2 separate regions of the Homo sapiens genome follow, and region 1 is linked to region 2. The links are chromatin loops, found by intact Hi-C in ENCODE. Cell type or tissue: heart right ventricle. All regions are shown on one strand. Each heading gives the region's core, and the rest is flanking DNA. Links, peaks and the distances in the headings are about the cores only. Region 1 overlaps LOC105372323 (a long non-coding RNA gene). Region 2 has its middle 69 kb from the start of ZNF100.

What was found. Hi-C counts contacts between places; a loop is a spot of excess contacts. Peaks named below come from ENCODE experiments on the same cell type or tissue, not always from the same donor. Only the 100,000 strongest peaks of a DNase experiment are listed, where the experiment ranks them.
Region 1: it touches region 2 in a loop (2.2-fold over the local background); 3 of 110 quality-filtered maps call a loop at or near these places.

Annotation. Positions count from the first base shown.
Region 1 is chr19:21,599,025-21,609,639 of GRCh38, forward strand. The region is part of intron 3 of LOC105372323 (a long non-coding RNA gene); the gene reads left to right. Among named protein-coding and RNA genes, the nearest start is that of ZNF429, 99 kb to the left of the region's middle. In heart right ventricle, for the core only: no CTCF peak of the experiment used is centred there; no DNase peak of the experiment used is centred there; H3K4me3 peaks cover 2,322 bases; H3K27ac peaks cover 4,333 bases.
Region 2 is chr19:21,693,669-21,704,283 of GRCh38, forward strand. No RefSeq gene overlaps it. Among named protein-coding and RNA genes, the nearest start is that of ZNF100, 69 kb to the right of the region's middle. RefSeq lists an enhancer at 5,159-5,659. In heart right ventricle, for the core only: a CTCF peak has its summit at 4,749 (motif pointing left); no DNase peak of the experiment used is centred there.

The DNA of each region.
Region 1 (10,615 bases), core at 1,679-9,678, 94 kb before region 2:
GGCGATAGAGTGGGACTCTGTCTCAAAAAAAAAAAAAAAAAAAAAGAAAGGCAATAGAGGGAAAGGTGTTATCAAGAACCCATGAGTGGGGGACAGTACATAATAGCTGGGAGAACTGGTTTATGCTACAGACACTAACCCAGGCAGGGCTATATTCTGACATGTTCCTGTGTCCATACAGGCAGATGAGATTATGACTGGTGGTCCACAGGTCTAGGTGGATGGAGGGAAAGGTTGCTGCTGCTGTTTGAGGATCAAGGGTAGGAAAGAGCCAGGAGTCCTCTAGGAACTTGTGTGAATTTTTTGGTGAGCAATTCTAGGTGCAAAGGCCCTATAAACATAATTCCTGATAGTCAAGTCTTGTTTTGTGGAGGGTGTGGCCACATCTATTCCTAGTGGGTATGTTCATAAGTAGGTGAGAATCGTGTGGTAGCAGGTTGGGGGCAGGGGGTCTGTTCTCAGAACTCCTTTCTTCTAAGTCCTCAGTCCCCTTTTACCCTGAGAGGAGATCTGGAATCACAGGACAATGTGCATTGTGACAGACTGTGTGCAGGGGAACAGAGTTTCCCTCCTGCCTAAACCCCTGGGATATTTTTTCCTGACACCAAATGTATAGAGTTTTAACAGCAACCAATTCTCCAACACCAATTGGTTGTCCAATAATAACTCAATTCTGATACCATCCTGAGTCAACGCAGACGCCAAAAGTTCAGGGCTCAGTCCCACAACACTGCCCCCACTGCAGATCCCAGCTGCGATTATTAGGGGCCCATCTATCCTTCTGAGCTACTGCCTATAAATTGGGGGCTCCCATAACCTGCTCCTCAAGTTTAATAACTTAATATAACTACTCACAGAACTCAACAAAACACTATACATGCATTTACCAGTTTATTATAAAGATACAAGTCAGGAACAGCCAAATGGAAGAAATGTAAATGGCAAGAAAAAGCGGTGGGGGGGAATGGGGTGGGTAGGTAACAGCAACAGCTGTGATTAAAGAAATCCCCCATCCTTTGTGTTTTCCAAGAGCATTTACTGCAAAGAAACATCTTTCCTGTTTTTGATATCACAAAGCCACAGACTCTAAATTCCCTTTTTTGGGGGTCTCATAAACAATTAAATAATAAGTTTGTCTTCAGTGGTCAGAACAAAATACTTGTTAACCAAACTTTGTCTAAGTTTCTTTCCTTCCTCAGGCTCCCAAACTTTGACCTGAACTTACTCTGAGCTGACACACAACTCCTCTTTATACCCCTCTTAAGAACAGGCTAGCCAGGTGTAGTGGCTCATGCCTGTAATCCCAGCACTATGGGAGGCCAAGGTGGGCGGATCACCTGAGGTTAGGAGTTCGAGGCCAGCCTGAACAGCATGGAGAAATCTCATCTCTACTAAAAATACAAAATTAGCCAGGCATGGTGGTGCATGCCTGTAATCCCAGCTACTGAGGAGGCTGAGGCAGGAGAATTGCTGGAGCCCGGGAGGCAGAGGTTTCAGTGAGCTGAGATCACACCATTGCACTCCAGCCTGGGAAACAAGAGCAAAACTCGGTCTTTAAAAAAACAACAACAACAAAAAATACAACAGGCTAACTTCTGGGTGAAACATTCTCTGATCTGGGACCTGATTTCACCATGTTTTATTCCTCCCTCCCCCTCCTACCTTTCTTTCTGTCCTGTTTCCTCCTCCTTATGAAAGAAAGCCCTATTCTGCCTAACTTTTGAGATCTTCCAGCATCTTATAGTTGGTGCTTTCCCTTTGTTGCAATACTCCTTTAAAATCATGTAACTTCTTACCTAAATCTGAATTTGTCTTATTTTACAAAATCTAGAAATAGCCCCAGGAAAATAACGACTCCATCCTCAGAAAGAGCTTCCCAACCCCACTTTCATGCCAATCCCAACTGTGTCTGCCTAAGGATTTCCAGCTTTTCAGGGTTTTGTCATTTCTCTAAGTATAAAAGGCTCTGTCCATGGCTATTGTGAGCAGGCTAGGGCATCTGCAGGGGAGGCTCCTCAGGCAGAACTGGTTGCTCCTTCAATAATCTCCCTTTGCAGGCAAAACTATTGTTAGCTTGGGGAGTCACTGAATTCAGGCTTCTACTTCCCAGTCAGGGTTATTCACTTAGTTTTAAATAAGAAAATGCTCAATGTTTGAAGAAAAGAGCAAAATCACTCAAACACAGTGTTTATAGAATATTGTAAGGAAATTGTAAGGCACTTAGTATCTATTTCTTTCAGAAAATAAACGTGTCATTTAAATATTTCCATGATAAATAATTTAATAAATAACCATATGGGAACATTTCTAGAAGGTGCTAAGTCTCATCTCATAAAATTTAGCATTAAACTTGGACATCCAGACCACAGGATACAGAACACAGATGTCCACTGTTACAAATTCTAGACCCTGCAAAAAATGGGAGCTGATGTTTTGAAAAATATATGCAATTCACCAGTTAATCTATCACATTTGCTGTGGAAATATATCACTTTCTGTAGCCATAATGCAAGAGCGATTTTTCCTATTTATTTCCCTGGTAGCTTTGGTTTTTTTTTTTTTGTTTTTTTTTTGTTTTTTTTGTTTTTTTTTGAGACAGAGTTTCACTCTTGTTGCCCAGGCTGGAGTGCAATAGCTTGATCTCAGCTCACCGCAACCTCCGCCTCCCAGGTTCAAGCAATTCTCCTGCTTCAGCCTCCCGAGTAGCAGGGATTACAGGCATGGGCCACCATGGCCAGCGAAGTTTGTATTTTTAGTAGAGATGAGGTTTCTCCGTGTTGATCAGGCTGATCTCGAACTCCCAACCTCAGGTGATCTGCCTGCCTCAGCCTCCCAAAGTGCAAGGATTATAGGTGTGAGCCACCGCACTCAGCCTTCTGGTAGCATTTTCAAAGAAAAGCCCTGGAATTTTACTTGAAATCACCCCCCAAAAAGAACACACATAAGAAACTTACTACACTCACTCTGGGGATAATAAAGATAGATAAGAATCTTTAATGAAATAAATATATGACTAGATTTTACTGAAATCCACCTTTCTGGGTACTTGACTCTTGTAAAATGTCTTAAGTTCTACTAATAAAATGTAATTTAAGGTAATTAAAAAACTGAAGTTGAAATAAGTAAAATAATCTTTCCAAGGTGACAAACTCAGGGAGTGGCAGTGCCGATTGGAACACAAACATGTCTGACTCAACTGTCAAGTCAGACCATGGTATCACTCAAAACATTCTCCCATTCCCATCCTACCCATTCAATTACTCAGTGATCACCTTCCCAGGAGAAACTGTACTGTACTCCACTGTGGGCCTCAGGTACATTTTGTTTTGCAGGTTCTTGCATTGCCTTACTAAAATGGGTTCTTCTTAGTCCTTTGGAAAAAAATTTATTTCTTCACAAATCTGATGAATCCAAAGGGCAGGAATTATTTCTGCCTTTTCTCCTCAATATGAACCTCTGATTGGCTGATCACCAATGTGTCTACAAAGAATAAAAATTGGGGTTTAAAAAAACCCTTTTTTTAACTGCTTGCACACTTGTGCATTTTTATTTCATTGGAGGAAAATCCTAAATACATTGCAGAGTCAAGGGGTAAATTAAAAAAATAATAATTTCATTTATTTATTTTGAGATGGAGTCTCACTCTATCACCCAGGTTGGAGTGCAGTGGCGCAATCTCGGCTCACTGCAACCTCCGCATACTGGGTTCAAGCGATTCTTGTGCCTCAGCCTTCCCAGTAGCGGGACTACAGGCATGCACCACTATGCCTGGCTAATTTTCATACTTTTAGTAGAGGCGGGGTTTCACCATGTTGGCCAGGTTGGTCTTAAACTGGAATAGGAATTAAAATAAATTAAAGAATGTGTAAACAGAAACTCAGCTGTATGTAAGAAAACCCAATTCTCCCTGAGAAAGAGAAAGAGCTGGAGTCCTTTAAAAATTAACTGCCTGTTTTTCTGTGGCTAGTGAGCCTTATCTCTTCTTTCCCAGGCACTGTTTCTCTAGCTGTGCAGCTGCAAGGTCACTAGACAGATAAACTCAAGTCGTAAAACATGTTTTTCCTTGAAAAGTAAGAATGATGTAATGCATGTCTCAATTAATTGAATAACTGTCTTTCTTTCTCGCTTCTGTAATATGCTTCCCCCTGCACAGATCTCCCCCAACCCCACAAAATGCTTAAAAGATAACTTAGCTCTTTGTTCAGGGCTCAGTCCTTTGGATGTAATCCGACTAGGCCAGTGAACCTAAATAATAAATATCCTCCTCAACCCCTCGGTCTCCCTGATTCTTTAAAATATCCTGCAACATTTCTGGGGGCTTATCTGGGTTTGGAGATGATAGATTTACTGTCTCCTTTGCCAGTGTGTCTAGGGCCCCGGGGATGGGGGAGACCCAGCATCCAAGACGCACCATGAGGGGGTTTCACCTGGATGGAGACCAGCTCTCCCCATGTCCTGGTGCCCTGCCCAGCAGTGCAACAGAACTGGGGACAGAGATGCAGGACAATACCAGCACTTCAGGAACCACGATAAGGAGTAGTGGCCCAAGGCAGGAAAGCCCGTCCCATAGGGATGAAGGGGACTGACCATTAATCCAACCCAGAGTGGCTGGGGGCAGCAGGAGTGGCCTGCCAATTTGATTGAACCTCGTGTCCCCACTAACAAAGTGAAAATGGTTCACAGAATCTGGAGACAGGAACTGGGGGTGTGTGGGTGCATGTGAACCTACCTGGGACATGAGAGAGGCTCATTTCATCCGATGAGGAGTCCTGGGGTAGGAGTGATGGGTTTATGTGTGTGAATGTGGGAGCCTAACTAGGCTCACCCAGGACACAAGAGAGGTTCATTTCATCCAGTGAGGAGTCCTGGGGCAGGGGAGGTGTGTGAAAGTGTGTGAAAGAGATGGTCTCAGGAGAGGCCAACATGGGGACTGATGTGGGGAGGCACAGATCCCTTAGTGCAGGCTGTGTGCTCTGAGGCGAGTGTAGGCAAAATCAAACCTAGGATGTTGCATACGGCTGATAGGATCAGCTTTGCAGCTGCAGCAGGCTGTGACAGGGGAAGGCACATTCCTGGCTAAGCAGCATCCAAAACTCCTGTAATAGGACCCAGTCTGGTGAACCTGAGGGTGAAAATGAGAGTGAGAGTGCACTGCAAGGGAGGAAATGAGAGGGAAAGCATTGAAACCAACTCCTTTGGAGTGCACGATAAAGAATTTTTTTAAAAAAGGATTTAGAGGTGATTATGGGATGAAACTGGATGTTCAAAAGTTAAAGACATACTGTGAATTAGAATAGCCCTGTTTTAGTGTTGGATGGCTGGCCGAAGGCACTATAGAGAAATTGGCCATGTGTTTTAAGGTGGTGACTAGGATCAGAGGACAGCCAGGACATTCAGACCTAGTCTTTATATTGACTCATGGCTAAATGAATGCAGCCCTGCTTAGCAGTTTATTGTAGAACGCTCACAGCTCATGCCAAGAGAAACCAGCTGCACTGGCAGCTACAGAGTTAAAGGGAAAGTCACAGAGGCTTATAGCACCAAAAGCAAAAAGTGAAAGCCAAAAGTGAAAGTAAAAATCAGCCACCCTGGCAGCTATGGAGACAAAAGAAAAGTCTTAGGAAAAAGAAAACCAGTTTTGCAAGAACCACAGGAGGGAATAGAGACCCCTCCTCCCTACATTCCAATCTACCCCCCTTTACCAAGGCTAACTGCCCCTAAGGAGTTAAGTTCAAAGAGATACAGGCTCCCAGTCTCACCCGAGAAAGAGAAATCAGAGCTCTGGGAAGTTAAAGCGAAAGGCTGGAAAAGTCAGGCAGGCCATCTCAGGTCGAGCCATGCCCAAGTTATGCTTCTGCCTCTAAAAAGGACAAGAGGACCCCCACCAGGATGCAGATGATGCAGTCCACCTTCAGCACCCACAAAAGTGCCGAGAAGCACTTCTGCAAAGGCTAAAGGATGGTAAAAGAAAAAGGCAACCAATATAAAACATCTCAGAGGTGCTCCAGGGTGCAGATAAAAGCACCAGCCAGTTTTATGAAAGACTTTGTAAGGCATTTTGGTTGCACACTCCATTTAACCCTGAGGCTGCTGAAAATCAGTGCAAGGTGAATACGGCATTTGTAAGGCAGACCCAAGGAGATATCAGGCATAAATTGCAGAAGTTAGAAGCTCTGTAGGCATGAATGCTACTCAGCTTATTAAAGTGGCTACCAGGGTGTACATTAACGAGATCAGGAGGCAAAGAAGAAAGCTGATCAGAGGCTTAAGAAAGGCTAATTTACTAGCAGCAGCCCTTGTGGGAAGAGAAGCTGGCTTTGCAAAGAGGCATGGACGCAGGCGTGAACACAGTCACGGAAAAGGCTAGTCCGGACAGGAGTTTGAAAGCTGGCCAAGGCTAGAGAGAGATTTATGTGCACGGTGCAAAAGGAAAGGACACTAGAAGGATACACGTCAAAAGAATAAGGAGAATGGGCCGGGCATGGTGGCTGACGCTTGTAATCCCAGCACTTTGGGAGGCCGAGGCAGGTGGATCACGACGTCAGGAGGTCGAGACCATCCTGGCTAACACGGTGAAACCCTGTCTCTACTAAAAATACAAAAAAAAAAAAAAAAAAAAAAAAAAAAAGCCGGGCATGGTGGCAGGCACCTGTAGTCCCAGCTACTCGGGAGGCTGAGGCAGAAGAAAGGCGTGAACCCTGGAGGCGGAGCTTGCAGTGAGCTATCGCGCCACTGCACTCCAGCCTGGGTGACAGAGCAAGACTCCATCTCAAAAACATAAAAAGAATAAGGAGAATTGTCAAGGCCATGGTATGAAAAAAAAAAACCACCGGCCAAGGGCTACTGCACCCAGGAAAAACCCAAGACCCCCTGCACCTGCTGTGAAAGGCAGGATATAAAGTATCAGAAAACAGCTCAAATCTGCTCTAAAAGTGTCCAGTATTTAAGCTTTTATATAAACCAAGAGGAAAGATGGCTTAGTAGTAAACAAAAGCAGGCTGTTTGTGTACTTCCTACTCCAACAACCTGGTGTCAAATAAGAGAGTTCCTAAGGGCAGCAAGGTTCTGCCACATTTAGATCCCAAATTTCTTGCTCATGGCTAAGCCATTATACAAAGCCACAAAGAGGAGGAAAGAAAGAGCCTCTCCTCTAGGAGGCCAACCAGGAGAAGGCTTTTATTTATTTATTTTTTTTTGAAGCCACTCCACAAGTCACTCTATATTGCAAATTATACATAATAGTACACCTAATCAATATATAAATGTTATGGGTTAAACATCTACAACAAACAAAATAACATTTAACATCAAGAGAAAAGAAATGGGAAAAAAAGGTTAATGAACCAGTCCATGAAGAGCAACAGAGACAAAAAGAATCTCCTGGTCTGGGCCAGGCAGTCCAGTGGTCTTGCAAGGAACACCTTTGATGTGGGTAGAGCCTTTCGTGGCAGATGCCAGAGCCTTTCATGGCAGATGCCATGGAGCTTATCTTTTTTTTTTTTTTTTTTTTAAATTGATCATTCTTGGGTGTTTCTCGCAGAGGGGGATTTGGCAGGGTCATAGGACAATAGTGGAGGGAAGGCCAGCAGATAAACAAGTGAACAAAGGTCTCTGGTTTTCCTAGGCAGAGGACCCTGCGGCCTTCCGCAGTGTTTGTGTCCCTGGGTACTTGAGATTAGGGAGTGGTGATGACTCTTAACGAGCATGCTGCCTTCAAGCATCTGTTTAACAAAGCACATCTTGCACCACCCTTAATCCATTTAACCCTGAGTGGACACAGCACATGTTTCAGAGAGCACAGGGTTAGGGGTAAGGTCATAGATCAACAGCATCCCAAGGCAGAAGAATTTTTCTTAGTACAGAACAAAATGAAAAGTCTCCCATGTCTACTACTTTCTACACAGACACAGCAACCATCCGATTTCTCAATCTTTTCCCCACCTTTCCCCCTTTTCTATTCCACAAAACCGCCATTGTCATCATGGCCCGTTCTCAATGAGCTGTTGGGTACACCTCCCAGACGGGGTGGTGGCCGGGCAGAGGGGCTCCTCACTTCCCAGTAGAGGCGGCCGGGCAGAGGCACCCCCCACCTACCAGACGGGGCGGCTGGCCGGGCGGGGGCTGACCCCCCACCTCCCTCCCAGATGGGGCGGCTGGCCGGGCGGGGGGCTGACCCCTACCTCCCTCCCGGATGGGGTGGCTGCCGGGCGGAGACGCTCCTCACTTCCCAGACCGGGCGGCTGCCAGGCGGAGGGGCTCCTCACCTCTCAGACGGGGCGGCTGCCGGGCGGAGGGGCTCCTCACTTCTCAGACGGGGCGGCCGGGCAGAGACGCTCCTCACCTCCCAGACGGGGCGGCGGGGCAGAGGCGCTCCCCACATCTCAGACGATGGGGGGCCGGGCAGAGACGCTCCTCACTTCCTAGATGGGATGGCGGCCGGGCAGAGACGCTCCCAGGAGAAGGGGTTTAAAGAAATCAAAAAAGCTTGACTCAGGCCCCAGCTTTAGGACTGCCGGATAAACTAACTAAGCCTATCTTCTTGTATGTCCACAAGTGAAAGGGAGGCCATAAGGGTTCTAACTCAAGCCATAAGTTTATGGCATCACCCAGTGACATACTTATCCAGGCAATTAGACTTTGTGGCACTTGGATGGCCTCTTTGTTTTAAAGCTATTAAAGCACTAGCTGCCACTGCCCTACTGGTGCAAGAAGCTAATAAACTGACTTTAGAGACTGTGAATAGCCTAAACCTGGCTACATTGCTCCTCATCAAGTCAGTGCCAGGAGACCCCTTTCATTTCTGTGTCAACATGATAGATGAAGTTTTCTCAAGCCAGAGAGATTTGATAGCCCCTCAGGGAAACTGGACATTAAATATTTTACTGATGGAAGCAGTTTCATACTAAAGTTTTATGAAAGACTTTGTAAGGCATTTTGATTGTGCACTCCATTTAACCCTGAGGCTGCTGAAAATCAGTGATTTTCACTAAAATCACTAAAGGGAGTCTGCCGAGCTGGGTATGCAGTGGTGACTTTGGACTCAGTAGTAGAGGTGCAGTCTCTGCCTACAGAAACTTCTGCTTAGAAAGCAGAGCTAATATCTCTGACAAGAGCTCTCTGGCTAGCAAAAGACCAAAAGACAAATATTTACACAGATTCCAAATATGCTTCTGCCACTTTGCATGTTCATGAGGTGATTTACAAAGAAAAAAGACTTTTAACTGCTGAAAGTAAAGAAATAAAGTACAAGGAAGAAATTCTACAGCTCTTAAATGCTGTATAGGACCCAAAAGAGGTGGCAGTGATGCACTGCAAGGGGAACCAAAAAAGGAAGAACACTAAAGGCTAAAAAAATAAAAATAAAAAAGCAGACAAAGAGGCAAAGCAGGCTGCAATGACAACTCCACCTTCTAAAGAGGAAGTCTTAGCTATGCTTCTCTTCCCAGAGATTCCCCTCCCGGAGATCCCAAGCTATGCTCCAAGTGAAAGGGCTTGTTTTGCCCAGAAAAATAAGAACTACACTAAAGGAAGATGGTAAAAATTCTCCAGTGGGAGGCTAGCCATACCAGAAATGGTGACCTCCAGATTTGTAAAACAATTCCACCAAAGAACTCACATAAAAAAAAAAAAACAGCACTAAAGACATTATTAAGGCATCATTTCTATGCACCATGGCTCACTGCTATTACTCAAGCCATTTGTAAACAAACAGTGTTTAACTTGCACTCAGAACAATCCATGACAAGGAGGGCCTACTCCGCCCCTGGGAGTTCAGGAAACAGGAGCCAGGGAGCCGTGCCCTGTGAAAAACTGCTTATAGACTTCACCTAATTGCCCTGAGAGGGAGGGCTATCAGTACATGTTGGTGTTCATTTGCACCTTTTCAGGATAAGTCAAGGCCTTCCTCACCCAGACAGGGAAGGCACTAGAGGTGACCAAGGTGTTGTTAAAAGACATTATTCCCAGATTTGGACTGTCTCTAACTCTAAGATCAAACAATGGACCAACATTTGTGGCTGAAATAGTTCAGGACTTTACTTGACTATTAAAATAAAGTGGAAATTACATACAGCCTACAGGCCGCAGAGCTCAGGTAAAGTGGAGTGCATAAACCAGACACTCAAACAGCTGCTGAAGAAATTTTGTCAAACTCATCAAAAGTAGGATCAGGTCTTGTCTGTTGTCCTCCTCCGAGTCAGGTGCACTCCCACCAAACAACTGGGTATTCGCCCTGTAAGATTTTATTCAGCCAGCCACCCCCCATCATAAGTCAGATTAAAGGTAATCTCTGTAAACTAGAAGAACTAACTTTAAGAAGGCAAATTCAGGCTTTAAGTATGGCCATGCAAAAATGCATGGCTAGGTATAGAAAAAAAATGCCTATAAGTCAAACAGACCCAGTACACCCTTTCAAACCTAAGGATTTTGTTTAAGTTAAAAAATGGAGGCAGGGTGTGGTGGCTCACGCCTGTAATCCAAGCATTTTGGGAGGCCAAGGCAGGTGGATCACATGGTCAGGAGATCGAGACCATCCTGGCTAACACGGTGAAAACCCATCTCTACTAAAAATACAAAAAATTAGCCCGGCATGATGGCGGGCCCCTGTAGTCCCAGC
Region 2 (10,615 bases), core at 1,360-9,359:
CAGTCCTGGGGGTTTGACTCAGCCCAGACTCAAGGAAAGAGAGTCTGTAAATCCAGTAGGAGAGGATTAATTTTATTATCCAGTGCTTGTGAGGGTGAAACTAAGAGATTTTTTTTGATGGAGGGGTGGTTAGCAGGAGCTGAACAGCAGTGGGCATTGTGTCCCCTAAAGCAAGGTGAGCTTGTTGGGCCAAGAAGGAGATAGACGCCTTCAGCTTATGAAGTAGGTCTCATCCAAGGAGGGGAAAGGGGCACTCTCGGACTATGAGAAATGAGTGGGTTGCTCTTTTCTGTCCCAAACTCACCTCTCATGAGTGGGTGACAGGATATTCCTGAATAGCTCCAGTATCCCCTTGCACAGCCACCTTTTTATTAGAGACACTGCCCAAGGGCATTTGCAGTACTGAGTGTTCTGCCCTGGTGTCAATTAGGAAACGTACAGGCCGGCCCCCCACTGTGGCGGACACCATGGGTTCCCGGGGGCCAAGGGAGAGGGAGACCCAGCCCCATCAATCAGCATATTCCTCCACAGCAGGGAGGATGAGGACCTTTTTATTCTCTGGTTTTTCTTCTGGTTTTAATGGGCGTTCCTTCTTCCAGTGTCAAATCTGCTTGCAATAAGCACATTGGTTTTTTAGTACAGGAGCCTGCTCACCTTTTTGGCCTTTTTGGCAGGGACCCGAGATCTCCTGGCCAGCGCTCTGTGCTGGGGGCCCTTCCCTCCTGGCTTCTTGGATGGCAGCCACTAAGATTTTTGCCTGTCTTTTTGATGCTTTGTCAGCAGCCTTTTCAGCTGCCTGAGATGCCTCTTTTTGTTTTTCAAACTCTTGATTGTCAAAAACTTTCTGTGCTATTTCTAAAAGCTGAATGATATTCATTCCAGCAAATCCCTTTAATTTTTGTAATTTCTTTTTAATATCAGGGGCCTCCTGAGCCACAAATGCCAAATTAATAGCACGGCTATTCTTAGGAGCCGCTGGCTCAAAAGGGGTGTAAGTCCAATAGGCCTCCTGGAGGTGTTCCAAAAATGCTCCCAGTGACTCATCAGGCCCCTAGAAAACTTCAGTTGTCTTAGATAAATTTATGGGTTTTTGAGTTGCTCCTTTGATACCCACAAGGAGATACCAGTGAAAATCATCCAAAGCTGTCTTTCCCCATGAGGAGTTTGGATCCCAACTGGGCCGGGTAGAGGGAAAAACCTCCACTAGGAGGTCTTGGGCTTCCCCCTCTGGTCTACCGGCTGATGTAAGGAAATACTTCCTAGCCTCCCTTCAGATACAGTCCCTCTCTTCAGAGGTGAAAAGTGTTAAAAGGAGTTCCTGACAGGCATCCCAGGTGGGCCAGTGAGTCCGGAGCATGGATTCCATCAGTGAGGTCAAGACCTGGGGCTTTTCAGAGTAGGGGGGATTATGAACCTTTCAATTGTACAGGTCAGAAGTAGAGAAGGGGACATAAACTAAAAATGGAGCAGAGCGCTCACTGCCTGGAGGGATTTGGGCCTCTCTCAGCAGGAGGAGAGGGGCCACCTCCTCTGGCTGAGGCCGTAATTGGGTGGCTATAGGTGGAGAAGCCACAGAGCATGTAGTCAAGGAGACATGGGAAGATTCTGGGAGAGCAGGAGGGTTGTAGGGTGGCAAACATGGGTGAGGAAAACTTTCCTCTTCTTTAGAAGGAGGCAGTACAGGAGGAGCCGAGGGAGCTGAGGGTTGGGGCAAAAGTGCAGTCGGGCTCAAAAGGACCTGGGAGGTGGGATCATGAATGGTGCATGAGCAGAGCCATGGAGGAGGGCTCTGGACCAAATCTAGCCATTGATCAATGTAAGGAAACTGATTGGGGTGTCCGGGAGTTCCAGCAATGACCTGCCACACAGTCTGCACAGTTGTGAGATTCAGTGACCCTTCTAGGGGCCACCTGGTTCCAAACTGTGGCCATTCCACTTCATAAAGTGTCCAGAGTTTGCTTTCTTAAGGCAGACTCCATAATCCTCTGAGAAGCCCAGAGAGGAATTTTGTAACGTATATTGGAAGGGCTCCAATCTTTATGGGGCCAGGAAGAAGAGTTCCCCATTCTGGAGGCAATTAACAAGGTCTAGGCGAAATATTAAACTCAGCATGGACAGAGAAATTCACAATCTGGGGGGCTGTAGTATAGGAAGAACAGAAGTATTATAACCAGAAGAAGTAGGAAAACAACTATAGCCAACACTTCTTGTCACATAAGTTCTGTTTCTTTAAGCTTTGAGATCTAGGGGGAGGACAAGAGGTGGGTCTGAGGCCAGTGGGACCTATGTGATCCTCCCCTCCTTTCTGACTTATAGCCCAAATATCTTTGGTATCTCCACGACTCAAAGGCAAAAAGTTTAAAGTTGGCCCTTTCTTTTAAGGATTTTAGGAGGGAGAGTAGAGTCATTGGACGTTGGACTTGCTGTGACACAGGAAAACAAGATGGGTGGGGTAAGGGATGGGGATGAGGAGGAAAGGGGCCACTCTGATCTTTTCTAAGGTAGGAGAGTAGCCAGAGGGATAGAATAAGAATCCAGGTGGAGTAAAGCAGTATGGGCACAGGTTTCTCTGCACAGTGCCTTATCTAAGGGCATGGGAAAAGTTATGGGATGACAGAAAAGGTGAGCAAGGAGGACTGCAGGGTGGCTATTTTGAATCCACCACTGGTCTAAGGCAGAGGTGGTCCAGTCACTGGGGCATGGGGTGTGGCAATCCAAATGCTAGCAATCTTTATGGTGCCAGAAATCCCAAACGGGCAAATGTTCCCCACACGCCTCCCCGTAACAACACCTGATTTGTTTCTGACAGAAAAGGCAGGACTGGGAAGACCAGCCCAAATGACTGATGAGAAATTTGACCTCCTGTGTTAGAAAATCTGCATTCAGGACTTTAAAGAAGTTCTTGCCCAGTCATCTTCGGAAATATCGATGACCTGACATGTGAAACTTAGACAGACACCAGACAGGACAAGAGACACCGGGGTATACAAACAATTATGACAATTTTTATAGACAGACAAGGGGAGGGGGTCCCGTGATGGGATCAGCCAGATGCCCACCTGGCTGCTCCGCCGGAGGGGACTTAGGCTCCTCTTGGCATTGGCAGACCGGTATAAACCCACCGGCTCAGATCAAGCTATGCCCGATGCTGCCTTAAGCCTTATGAGGTCGCCACGGAACCACAGGTGAGGGCCCACTCCAACTCCGTAGCTTTCACCGTGGAGCTGCAAACTGGAAATTCAAGGACAAGCCCTTGAACCCCACATTCACACACACACTTACACAGAGTTTATCACAATTCTTTATTCCCATTCTAAAACAGAGGTCTCCTAGAAACCTGAATGAGAGAAGGAGAAGAGATAAAAAGAGAGAGAGAGAAAGACAGAGAGAAAGACAGAGAGAGAGAGAGAGAGAGAGAGAGAGAGAGAGAGAGAGAGAGGCTAGTCTTAACAGAGAAGGCTGACAGAAACCAGGACTCCGTCCTCCAGCATCCTGGAATATGGGCAGAGTCAGAAGGACGCCCTCGTCAGGGCCGCTTCCCTCCCAGAGAAACAGAGTCAGATCTGACTTACCTTCCCAGGACCAGAAATGCAGGACTCAGGAGTTGATTTTGGAGGGCACACACCGGCAGTCGATCCGTTCCCCTCCGGAAGACAGTGGCCTACGGGTCTCTGGAACAGCTTCAGGAGGTGCCTCCCCTATAAGCCCGCTGTCCAGCCAGGAGAGCCTGGAGCGAGTCCGGCACTCACCAGGTGGCAATTATCTTGCTGGGGCTTCCAAATGTTGTAACCGAGCGAGTTGTAGAGAAACGCCACACTCTGAGACTAATTTCAGGAGTCCTTTTATTGCCGGTGACCGAGAGACAGCTAGTGCTCAAAATTCTCTCGGCCCCGAAGAAGGGGCTAGATTTTTTTTATATCGTGGTCTAAATAGGGGAGGCGGAGTTTAGCTAAAGCAATTTTTACAGAAGTAGAACAGGCAGAAAGTTAAAAAAATTAATTGGTTACAGAAGCAGTTACAGAAAAATAAACAGTTCCAGGTGCAGGGGTTTAAACTATCACAAAGAGGTAAATGCAGGGGTTTTAGGTGCGTCCCCAGGAGCTGCTGGTTCAGCTTGCCTCAATATCTTATCAGTAAGTGCATTCCTGGACGTGCTTGGAGTCAGCTTGCACTAGTTATGCCCTTAAGGGAGGGAGGTAAAGGGGCTGTAAGTGAAGGAAATAAAATGGAGTCTGTCCGGCTCTCTCAGCTAAGAGAGATAATCAGGTTAAAACAAGGTAGGGTATCAAGAGATCATGCCATTGTACTTCAGCCTGGGGGACAAGAGCAAGACTTTGTCTCAAAAAAAAAAAAAATTGGTAATATGGTGCACTGTAAGCTACAGAAAGACAGTTATAAAGAAAGATTTTATATAAGGAAGAATCTTGTATGTTAAATTCTTGTTCTAAAAGGAGATGACTGGTTGTTTAAAGAATGGATGTTTAGGACAAGTCAGAAAGTTTGTTATAAGATGGTCTGTGGAAATAAAGAGTTGAATAATTAAAGGAAAGGCATTGCCAAGATTAACACTAAAGTTACTTTAGCCACCGGATGATGTATTTCTCCCAATCATATTGAAAGTTATAAAAATGGCCTAAACCTAAAAGTATTCCCTAATGGCAAGTCAAGGGGAAAATGTATGTTTTTCTCAAAGAAAATGTTACTTTTATATTAACGTTTCTGGTAATGTACAGCAACATCTAGTGGAGGCAAACCAGTATTACAATCCATTGGGACAACTAACAGGTGTAGAACTCTGCTATTATACCATAAGGTTGTATTACCCCACTAGCAGCGGTCATCTTAATATGAATATTCTAATCCTGTCTTCAAAACCTTCTGGTAAAAATTATCTCTTTTTTGCCTAGGTGCTGCAAACAGAGCCACACGAGGACACACCATTCTTTTTTTTTATTGTTTGTTTGTTTGATTTAAGACGAAGTCTCGCTCTGTCACCCAAGCTGGAGTGCAGTGGTGAGATATCGGCTCACTGCAACCTCCGCCTCCCAGGTTGAAGCAATTCTCCTGCCTCAGCCTCCCTAGTAGATGGGATTACAGGCACGCAACACCAAGTCTGGATAATTTTTGTGTTTTTATTAGAGATGCGGTTTCACCATGTTGGCCAGGCTGGTCTTGAATTCCTGACCTCAGGTGATTCACCTGCCTCGGCCTCCCAAAGTGCTGGGATTACAGGCATAAGCCACTGCACCTGGCCTGGACACACCATTTTTTTTCAAGAACTCTTAGATCAACCTCAGGAGGAGCCCTAACTGCTGTTCCCCAACATGATGGCCCTTTTCAGCAGGAAGTATCTTGAAAGATTCGTCATCTGACACCCCCTAACAGCAGTTAGGAATACGTCTCCTGAGGGGAGAATAATATAGGAGTTATTAAGAAATTATTTTAGGCATTTAGAGAGGGTAAAAGAGTTCTCTCACTAGAATTTTTCTTTAATAAAAAGCAGCCCCAAAGCCAATTCTTTTCTAACAGAAAACAGCCTGAAAAGTCAAGCTGCAAGCTGATAAGCAGGCTGGAGACTTTCATTTGTAAATGCAGGCGGCTGTATTAAAAGGCAAGTACATTTCAACAGAGGTGAATTCCTCCTCTTTTTTCTTTGACACCACTTGTGTGGGTGTCATGGCACCAGCCAGGTAAAGCCACGTGAGCAGGTATCATGGTGACAGGTAGAAGCTACATTTGCATAATAAAAGACTAGGGTGGGAGGGCCAGCCTTTGCATGGGTTATGTAAATGGCACACCTGGTCAACCAATCTCCTGTGCCCTATGTAAATCAATCACTGACTCCTCAAGCTTCTCTACAAAATCAATTGTGTTCTACCCGCAACCAGGAAATTTTTTAGGTGACCCTGTTTCTCAGCATGAGGAGCTTTCTCTCTCTCTGTTATTTTTGCCTATTAAACTTTCTTTTTTTTTTTTTTTTTTTTTTTTTGAGACGGAGTCTCACTCTGTCGCCCAGGCTGGAGTGCAGTGGCGCCATCTCGGCCCACTGCCAGCTCTGCCTCCCGGGTTCACGCCATTCTCCTGCCTCAGCCTCCCGAGTAGCTGGGACTACAGACGCCCGTCACCACGCCCGGCTAATTTTTTGTATTTTTAGTAGAGACGGGGTTTCACCGTGTTAGCCAGGATAGTCTCGATCTCCTGACCTCGTGATCCACCTGCCTCGGCCTCCCAAAGTGCTGGGATTACAGGCGTGTTGTCTATTAAACTTTCCACCCCAAAATCAATCCTCGTGTGTGTTCGTGTTCTAAATTTTCCTCGTGTGAGACAACAAACCCCAGGTATTTACCCCAGACAATGCAGCCATTTCAGAGTCTGGGAAATGAATCTTAGTCACAGAAAAAAAGAACAGCAATGAACATGGCAAGGTGCTTATGATTCTGGTCCACTGGATCTTCCTATCCCTAGGAAAGTAAATACCATCACAGTCAGCACCCAGCAAGTTACCACCATATAATTTCTTGTTTGTTCCAAAATAAATACAGGTGATTCTTATCACAAAGGCAAATAAAAAGTAGTTTACTTTTTAAACTGAACTGTATCAGTTTAGTTTACTCTTAAGTTCTTATAATTTTGAAAATGCAGTTGACACTTGTATGGCTTATGAAATTTTTGATAGTCTAACATTACTTGAATTGTTCAAAGAACAGTATATTTTAAATTAAGAAGAGTAAACTGTATGTGTTTGTTTCCTATATTTAAGGTTTAGAATCACAAATTACACTCCTGTTTATGATTTGAAAACTTCAAAGTTTGGTTTTTCCATCTGTACATACACAGAACAGTGTTATCGTGCTGAAACATTTGTATCTTAAGATGGCAGTCACAGTTTCCATCTGTCTGGATATATTTTGGACTTTTGCATGTTAAACATAAGAAAGAGACTTTTTGTTTTAGGTAATCTAAGACTGTTGTACACAAACTACAGATTACTGTAGGGTTCAGCAAACTATGTTTATAATGTGACATTAATATCTATTTTGATGTCTAAATCAAAACTTTTTTTAGAAATAATTTTTTTTTTACAAATATCTCCACAAATTCAGGTTTATTTTATAAAATGGCAGGATAGTAAAGAAATAGGTGGTTTGCCATAGTATATGAATACATGCACTTAATTAAAATACCAAATATTATAATCAAAATTTAGATAGCAGATTTAAATAATTTCTTGATTTTTCACTACAGGATAGAAATTCACAAATATTTTATAAATCAAAGCTATTAGTATTAGGTTTTACTTAGTAGTAATATATATATATATTCTGGGTATTTAAAAAATATATATATATTCTGGGTATTTGAAAACACCAAATTATTGATGAAAATGTCCATTTTGAACAAATTATTGATCATATATATCATACATCATACATACATATCATATATGCAATCATACATTATCATATATGTATGATGTATAATATATGATCAAGAATTTGTTCAAAATGGGTATTTTTCATCAATAATTTGGTGTTTTCAAATACCCAGAAGTCTTGTTTTAATCAGATTAACTCTAAGAATAGTTTACTAATTTTATTTTTTATGGTGTGTTCAAAATTTGATAGTTTAATATGGATTGATGATGGGTAAACTAATCAATTTCTTTTCAAATCTCATAGGCCTATTACATTGTCAAGGATGTTATTAATAAAAATTCTTTCTTTTAATATTGTTTACAGGGATTTAGGTCTAGTCTAATCTGCTCAACCTGTTAATCAGTGTCAGCTGCCAGATTCCAACTCATTTTTAGTGTGCCTATGTGACTTTTTCTCCATAGTCTCTGAATTACATTTTGATTAGTTATTGGAATATCATATAGCACAGCTCATACATTTAAAACAAAACCACCAGGTAAAATGAGTTCTGGTTTAGTATAAAGAAGCTGTCACCAAGTTAGTGTTACATACATAGATGGATGTGGCTCAACAAGATTTTAGACAAAAAAATTTGAATTGAACTATGGCAACGTGTGTTGCTATGACTTAGCCTCTAGTGGGCTTATGAACAAAGACAAATTTCAGCAAATTTATCCAGTTGCTTTCAGTATCTCTAAAGATAGTATGTCAAGAATTCTCATGCTACTGTCTGAAAAAACAGATTCTTCTCTTATCTAAGAAATCAACTGGATATATTTTTATAAGCTTGTGCAAGAAAAAACTGCAATGCAGTACTAATAATTACAGACGATATAATGTGGAAAAGAATAATCTAGAATGTCAATTTCAATATGTAAGTATTTAGGTTGGGCATGGGGACTCATGCCTGTAATCCCAGCACTTGGGAGGCTGAGTCATGTGGATCACTTTAGGTCTGGAGTTCAAGGCCAGCCTGGCCAACATGGTAAAACCCATCACTACTAAAAATACAAAAATCAAGCATGGTGGGAAGCACCTGTAATCCCAGCTACTCAGGAGGCTGAGGCAAGAGAATAGCTTGAACTCAGGAGACAGAGATTGCAGTGAACTGAGATTGAAGCACCGCATTCTAGCCTGAGTTACAGAGTGAGATTCTGCCTCAAAAAAAAAAAAAAAAAAAAAGTATTTAACCTTTCACTTGAAAAATGTGATAAAATTAAGTTTTTGGTAAGCTTTGTGTAGCTTAACATCAGCATAGAGTAGAAAAAAAATCTTTAAAAATGCAAACAAAAAGCTACACCAAAAAAACTAACATCTACCAGTGCATACATATTGATCTTTGTTTTGGGAGAGTCTAAAGCAAAACATTTGGTGAACTTGATACAGTTATTTTGATCACATTGGCATACTGATAAAATCATTTTATTTAATTTCACTGAAACATGTTCACATCTTAAAAATACTGTTTTGTAACATGAATGATAAATGTAAAGTCTTTATCCTCAAGAGGATCCTGATTCTCAAGATATATGGCAACCCGTGTCTCTGGTTTCTCCAAACTGAAGTTTCATGAAGGCTCAAACATGAAGTGAGAGGGAGTCAACAACAGAGCATGAGAAGCAAGAAGGATGAGGTAGGATGGTCAGCTCTAAGGCTCAGAGGTTCCTGGGGGACCCCAATATAATGATGTCAACTATGAAGCTCACTAGTAAACATAAACATAAAAAGCTGAGGCTGGGCATGGTGGCTCATGCCTGTAATCCCAGCACTTTGGGAGGCCTAGGCAAGCGGATCACAAGGTCAAGAGATCAAGACCATCCTGGCCAACGTGGTGAAACCCCGTCTCTACTAAAAATACAAAAATTAGCTGGGCATGGTGGCGCACACCTCTAATCCCAGCTACTCAGGAGGCTGAGGCACGAGAATGGCTTGAACCCGGGAGGTGAAGGTTGCAGTGAGCCGAGATCACACCACTGCATTCCAGCCTGGTGACAGAGTGAGACTCCATCTCAAAAAAAAAAAAAAAAAAAAAAGTTGAAAACTCCATGGCTTCTCTTTGGTGAGAAAAAGTCTCTGGAATTACAAACAGTCCTGCCAAAAGGATTGAGCCAGAATGACATGTATCTAAGGATTATTAAGGAGGAATGTTCATAAGCACATAAGTATTTGTTCCAAAACTTATTACAGTAGCAATATCCTTTTCTGTAATTTTAGCTTCCCCAAGGTAGGGTTGCTGTAGACAAACTAAGACAAGGCACTAATATGTTGAAGGCAATTAGTTTCTAAATTTAAAAAACTTGCAATTTTTTTTTTTGAGATAGAGTCTCGCTCTGTCACCCAGGCTGGAGTGTGGTGGCACAATCTCGGCTCACTGCAACCTCTGTATCCCAGGTTCAAGCAAGTCTCCTGCCTCAGCCCTCCAAATACCTGGGATTACAGGTGCCTGCCACCATGCCCAGCTATTTTTTGCATTTTTAGTAGCGACAGAGTTTCACCACGTTGGCCAGGCCGGTCTCGAACTCCTGACCTCAGGTGATCCACCCACCTCGGGCTCCCAAAGGGCTGGGATTACCGGGGTGAGCCACCACACCTGGCCCAAAAACTTGCAATAATTTTATAAATTTTATTGAACTCTGTTTCATGTATAAATCTCACAAAAAGACACTATCCAGTAGCTATTTCCCTGAGACTTTTCTGGGAATTTCTGTTGCTTGATTTCAAATCAACCTTATTAGAATCCTAGTCATTTTTGAAGCCCTAGATGTAATAAAAGAAAGAGGGCAGGAATGAAACCAAGTTTCCCCAAACAGTCAATGTCTAATATATTTTGTTCCCCAAAATGACCCCAAAAACCACACAAGCTAAAAAACAGTGGGTTTGAAATTTAACCTACATTCAACAGTAGCAGAAAACCATATGTAAAAATCAGCAAAGTCATAACTTAGAAACATTCTGTTATTCCAGAAAAAATAATAAAATTCTTATTTTGGCATTTTTAAAAAAGAAAAAATACACTAAATATGACAAAATATACCAACTCACTTATATCTTTGAAATATGATTTTCTTTCTCCTAAGTATTTAATATAATATTTAGACAAGACTTTCATGTATTATAGCTACCATGCATGAACTAAAATAGCCTTGGGGGAAATAATTTTTATTAATAATGAATATTGAGGCTCCAGAAATGTAAAATGA